Linked DNA regions of Homo sapiens: region 1 is linked to region 2. The links are chromatin loops, found by intact Hi-C in ENCODE. Cell type or tissue: heart left ventricle. All regions are shown on one strand. Links, peaks and the distances in the headings refer to the core of each region. The heading gives the core; the rest is flanking DNA.

Region 1 (2,806 bases), core at 10-2,509, 150 kb after region 2:
ATCCTGAATTTCATTTTCTCACTACTTTATATTAGTTTTCAGCTATCTCCTGTATCTCATAGAGCTTCTTTAAAAATCAGTATTTTAGCTGGGCTTGGTGGCTGATGCCTATAATCCCAGGAGGCTGAAGTGGGAAGATAGCTTGATGCCAGGAGTTCAAGACCATCCTGGACAACACAGTGAGACACTCTCTAAAAAAATTTTTTTTTAATTTAAGAAGTGGGCATGGTAATATATACCTGTAGTCCCAGCAACTTAGGAGGCTGAGGTGGGAGGATCACTTGAGCCCATGAGACTGCAGTGAGCTATGATTGTGCCGCTGAAATTCACCCAGGGCAACAGAGCAAGACCACATCTCAAGAAAATAAAATAATCAGTATTTTGAATTTTTTATTTGATATTTCAAAGATTTCTTTTTGGTTAGGATCCATCGTTAGAGAATTACCATGTTGCTTTGGAACTGTCATAGCACCTTATTTTTTAATATTTTCTGTATTGTCCTGATTTCCTTTGTATCCGTAGTAGTAGTTGCTTATTTTTAGTTTTGAATTTACATTTGTTGGGGCAGGACTTATTTTTTCCTTGATGATGTGTCTATGATGTATGTTTAATAGATTCTTGTGGCTTTGCTTCTTGGGTGTATTCAGTGACATAGATTATCTATGATTTCCTTGTTTATAAATAGCCTTAGTGTGGTGGCTTTCTCCAGTGCTGGCTGTTGTAGTAATGTATCAGGCGGGTGAGCAGTCTCAGGGCCTCCTGTGTAGCTGCAGTGGTATGGACAATTGTGGTAGTAGAGGTGGTGCAGAGCTTGTCTCCTTCCTGAGCACTGCACAATTGTTTTAGCAGATGTTTTAATGGGCTGTGAAGGTTGGCCTCCTGTCCGGTATGTGGTGCTAGAAGGTAAGAGCTGGATGCAGCTGTTGTGGTAGCATTTATGGGTTACCTTTGTTAACCAGAAGTACTCTGATGTCCTAGATGATGGGCTGGACTGTGTAACTTCCAGGGGTCCCAGTCCTGTACTCTGCCCCTGAGGCAGGTAGGGAGGGCAAAGCTAGGCAGGGCTGGGCTGGAGAATCCTGCATTCTGGCCACCCCAACAGGGCACAAGCACCAGCCCTTGCAGGGGTTGCAAGGCAGTTCTCAGGCCCCGAAGGAATGCTCCAGGGAGGAGCAGAGCAACCACTGCCATGCCAAAGATCCAGCATGGGGAAAGTGGGGTCGCTAGGGCTCCACAACCTGGCAGGTGATAGTGGGACCCGGTTCTCTACAGTTTTGACCTGGTTGGATTCCCTCCTACCATCTGCTGCTGGCAGCAAGCTGAAACAGCCAGCCAAGTCACAGGCAGTCTGTCCTCAGATTGTGAATCTGTCTCAGGCTGCAAAACGTCCTGCCAGGGACAAAAACCAGGCTCCAGGCCATACCCCTCCCAGTCTGGCTCTGCAAAGCAGGGGCACCCAATTCTCATACCCATGGCTGGGGCCCATATTACACTTGCCTCTCAATTCTGGTTGTGGAGGCTGCTCTCCTCAATATTAGATCACAAATCTTAGTCTGGAGACTCTCCATACCAGTGAGTGCCACCTATGCTGGCTGGCAGGTTTCTGTGCAGCCCGCTGTGACTTAGGATCGGGAATGGCTGCCTTCTATTTGTACCACCCAGGTCTGGGAGTATGGGTGGAGCACTTCCCACTGTTCCCAATGCTCTCCAAGTCAGATCCAGTGCTTGGTAGGGCCAAGGAGCTCCCAGCTGGCTTCAGTTGCTCTCTTCCCTTCTCACACAGAGGATTCACTCCCAGTTTTTCATGGGACATGCAGTGCTGTTGCCCACTGTAGTGTTCAAAGTATCCAAAGTTTCTTTTGCTTTTTTTTTGAGACAAGGTCTTACTCTGTTGCCCAGACTGGTACCTTCATAGCTCGCTGTGGCCTTGACCTCCTGGGCTCAAGTAGTCCTCCCATCTCATCCTCTCAGGTAGCTGGGACTGCTTAGCCGGACCATGCCTGGCTAATTTTTAAATATTTGTAGAGACAAGCCATCACTATATGGCCCAGGCTGGTCTCAAATTCTTGGCCTCAGCCTTCCAAAGTGCTGCGATTACAGGCATGAGCCACCACGCTGGGCCTGTTATGCTTTTATGTTGAGCTCCTGTGTTCCTTCTTAGATAGAAGTTCACAGTGTGAATGCACTATTGTACTGTTTCCAAGTGGGTAAGGTTGACTGCTTTTCTCTCTCTTTCTCCCTCTTTTTGGTCTGTGTGGTCATGTTACCTACTTGATAAACATTTCGGATTTGTTCATGAATTGCCTTTTTAAAAATTTTGTTTTTTTTAATATTTACATTATATAATTCTAGAGTGGGCAATAAATAAGGAATTTTTTGGAGAGGTCATGTTATTTGTCTTCTGTTGTCTTCCTTTCTCTTTAAATAGTAATTTTAAATAAAGTGAAAGAGTTTATAAGACTTGAAATAAAGAGATTTTAATGAATTGAAGAGTTAACTATTATTATTGCTGTTCACTTTCATAGGATAGTGTTAGATCTTTTGAAGCTTCAAAGCAGGTTTTAAAATACAGCAAATAGGTATTTGGTGCCAATGTGACATTGCGTATTTCATGTTTTACGTTGAATTTCTCAAGACACTATTGTTTCTTTTTTCTTTTATTAAGCTTCAAGTGGAAATAAAGAGATTATTTCGCATATTAGTCAACATGGAGGAAAATGGCCTTACTGGTTTAAAAAAATGGGTGAGTTCTTATTCTGAATGTTAAAAAATACATTGGTATTGTGTTGACTTGATTTTTAATTTC
Region 2 (2,806 bases), core at 91-2,590:
TTTATGTTGTCCATTTATTTTCTACTACTTCACATTAATCTTCCAATGTGATCAATGAACATTTTACACTTACCTTTGTATGGTATTCCATAGCATCCAATTCACCTTGATTGAAAACAACACATCTTTTACGCTTCTAAAGGGTAGATCAATTACAGGGGAAAAGTTATGTTGCCATTAATATTTTGCTTTTTCATTATAACATTATTTATGTCTTATATCTGTCTAATAATAATTAATAATTAATAGTAGTAATTGTCTACTGAGGTCAAAATCAATGCAAAGGGTATGGAGTGAGGAGGTAAGCTTTCCCAAAGTAAATTAAAAACAACAACATAAACAAAATGGATTGTAAAAGGTCACCTCAGCTTTATCTGCTATTAATAAGAACTAGTTCTGGCCGGGCACGGTGGCTCACGCCTGTAATCCCAGCACTTTGGGAGGCCAAGGCGGGAGGATCACGAGGTCAGAAGATCGAGACCATCCCGGCTAACATGGTGAAACCCCATCTCTACTAAAAATACAAAAAAAAAAAAAATTAGCCAGGCATGGTGGCAGGCGCCTGTAGTCCCAGCTACTTGGGAGGCTGAGGCAGGAGAATGGTGTGCGAGACTCTGTCTCAAAAAAAAGAACTAGTTCCACATGATAAAGTGTAGCATCAGCACCCATGAAATACAAGGAAACTATGACACCGTATGAAGTTACCAGTGCCATCTATCACTTTATATATGGTATAGTTATTCTCAATTTCCTTTATTTCTGAGAAGAGAAACTAGCCAGGTGCTATCATCAAAAGAAATTCCAATGTGCTTATGACTGATGAGGGTTAGGTATGAATCAGATTTATATTGACACTGTTCTATATCTAACAATATAGAGTAAGGACTTAGTACTTTTTATGGCTGAAACTCCAGTGCTTACCTTGTGTCAAACTCTTAGCATGCTAACAATAAATGTCTGTTGGCTAAATAAATAAATGGACTTAATATTGTATAATTTGCTTTAGCATATCAGAAGGTGTCATCAAGATTACATTTATTACATAGGTTCATCTATTTTTTTCCATGTTATAAGAAATTTACCCAACCTGAGAGATTAAACATTAAAAATTAATGCCCATACCCTGTAAACTATAAAGTCCTTTACAAAGGCTTGTTATTATCTGAATTACTTATATTACAACATACTATTTTACTAAGACCTCGGACAATGCTAAATATTTTCTTTTCTGTGTGTGACACGTAGTAAATGATCAATAAATATTTGATGAAAGGAAAAAGGGGACTGGGCATGGTGGCTCACACCTGTAATCTCAGCACTTTGGGAGGCCGAGGCAGGTGGATCACCTGAGATCAGGAGTTCAAGACCAGCTTGGCCAACAAGGTGTCTACTAAAAATACAAAAAATTGGCCGGGTATGGTGGTGGACACACATAATCCCAGCTACTCGGGAGGCTGAGACAGGAGAATTGCTTGAACCTGAGAGGCAGAGGTTTCAGTGAACCGAGATCACGCCACTGCGCTCCAGCCTGGGAAACAGAGCAAGACTCCGTCTCAAAAAAAAAAAGGGGGATCAACACATGAACACACAGAGGGGAGCAACAGATACTGGGGCCTACTGGAAGATGGAGGTCAGAGGATGGGAGGAGGGAAAGGATCAGGACAAATAACTAATGGGTACTAGGCTTAATACCTGGGTGATGAAATAATTTGTACAACAAAACCCCATGACACAAATGTATCTATATAACAAACCTATACATGTACCTGTGAACTTAAAAATTAAAATTAAAATTAAAAAAAAGAAGAATATGCACAAGAAAAAAGTCACAATATTAAAAAGTTCCATTTCAGAAAATGTATTTTCTTTATTACTTTCCTTATTCTAATTCTCAACAAACTTTCGTATTTAATATCTTTCTTCTTCACCGAATTATAAGATCCATCAGGGAGGGATTATGTTTATCTTGTTTCATCACTCTGCATACAATGGCACATAGAAAGAGCTCAAACGTTTGTTCGGTGAGTAATGAATGTTAATCCTATCACTAAAAAAGAAAATGTTGAGGCCGGGTGCAGTGGCTCAAGCCGAGGTGGGCAGATCACGAGGTCAGGAGATCAAGATCACCCTGGCTTAACACAGTGAAGCCCCGTCTCTACTAAAAATACAAAAAATTAGCCAGGCGTGGTGGCAAGCGCCTGTAGTCCCAGCTGCTCGGGAGGCTGAGGCAGGAGAATGGCGTGAACCCGGGAGGCGGAGCTTGCAGTGAGCTGAGATAGCACCACTGCACTCCAGCTTGGGTGACAGAGCAAGACTCTGTCTCAAATAAATAAATAAATAAATAAATAAATAAATAAATAAATAAATAAAATAAACAAATAAATAAAAATAAGTAAAAAAGACAATGCTGATATCAGATATCTAAAATGGACTTTGTAAAATCACCTCTAAATTCCTGAAAGAGATAAAAAGTATTAAAGCATAATTAATTTGATCCTGTATGGCATTCCCAAAACTCTACTAAAAGATTGCACCAGTGTGAATATACAAATACATATACTTTACAAACGGGTATATTTACCACAGGAGCTTTCTACTTGTATCACTAGAAACTTTTAAAACAATCACCCTTCTTACAAACTTTTATTACGTATCTCCAAGGGATAGCTCTCTAAAAACCTCCGAAATACCACTTACTGCTTAGAAATTTTGTAGAAAAACTTTTTTTTTAAAGCAAAAACAGTTGTAAACATATTCAATTAATACAAATGCCTAATCAAGAAAAGGGTTTTGGGGGAGTTTTTTG

The links. A loop is a pair of places that touch in the nucleus more often than their neighbours do. Peaks named below come from ENCODE experiments on the same cell type or tissue, not always from the same donor. Only the 100,000 strongest peaks of a DNase experiment are listed, where the experiment ranks them.
Region 1: a loop joins it to region 2, with 3 times the contacts of the local background. A loop is called at or near these places in 2 of 110 quality-filtered maps.

Annotation. Positions count from the first base shown.
Region 1 is chr18:2,715,493-2,718,298 of GRCh38, forward strand. SMCHD1 (structural maintenance of chromosomes flexible hinge domain containing 1) reads left to right here. Exons shown (of 48, transcript NM_015295.3): 18 at 2,666-2,743. Among named protein-coding and RNA genes, the nearest start is that of SMCHD1, 61 kb to the left of the region's middle. RefSeq lists an enhancer at 1,247-1,747. In heart left ventricle, for the core only: no CTCF peak of the experiment used is centred there; a DNase peak (open chromatin) is centred at 1,399; H3K27ac peaks cover 1,261 bases.
Region 2 is chr18:2,563,724-2,566,529 of GRCh38, forward strand. METTL4 (methyltransferase 4, N6-adenosine) reads right to left here. Exons shown (of 9, transcript NM_022840.5): 3 at 74-136. Among named protein-coding and RNA genes, the nearest start is that of METTL4, 6.4 kb to the right of the region's middle. In heart left ventricle, for the core only: no CTCF peak of the experiment used is centred there; no DNase peak of the experiment used is centred there.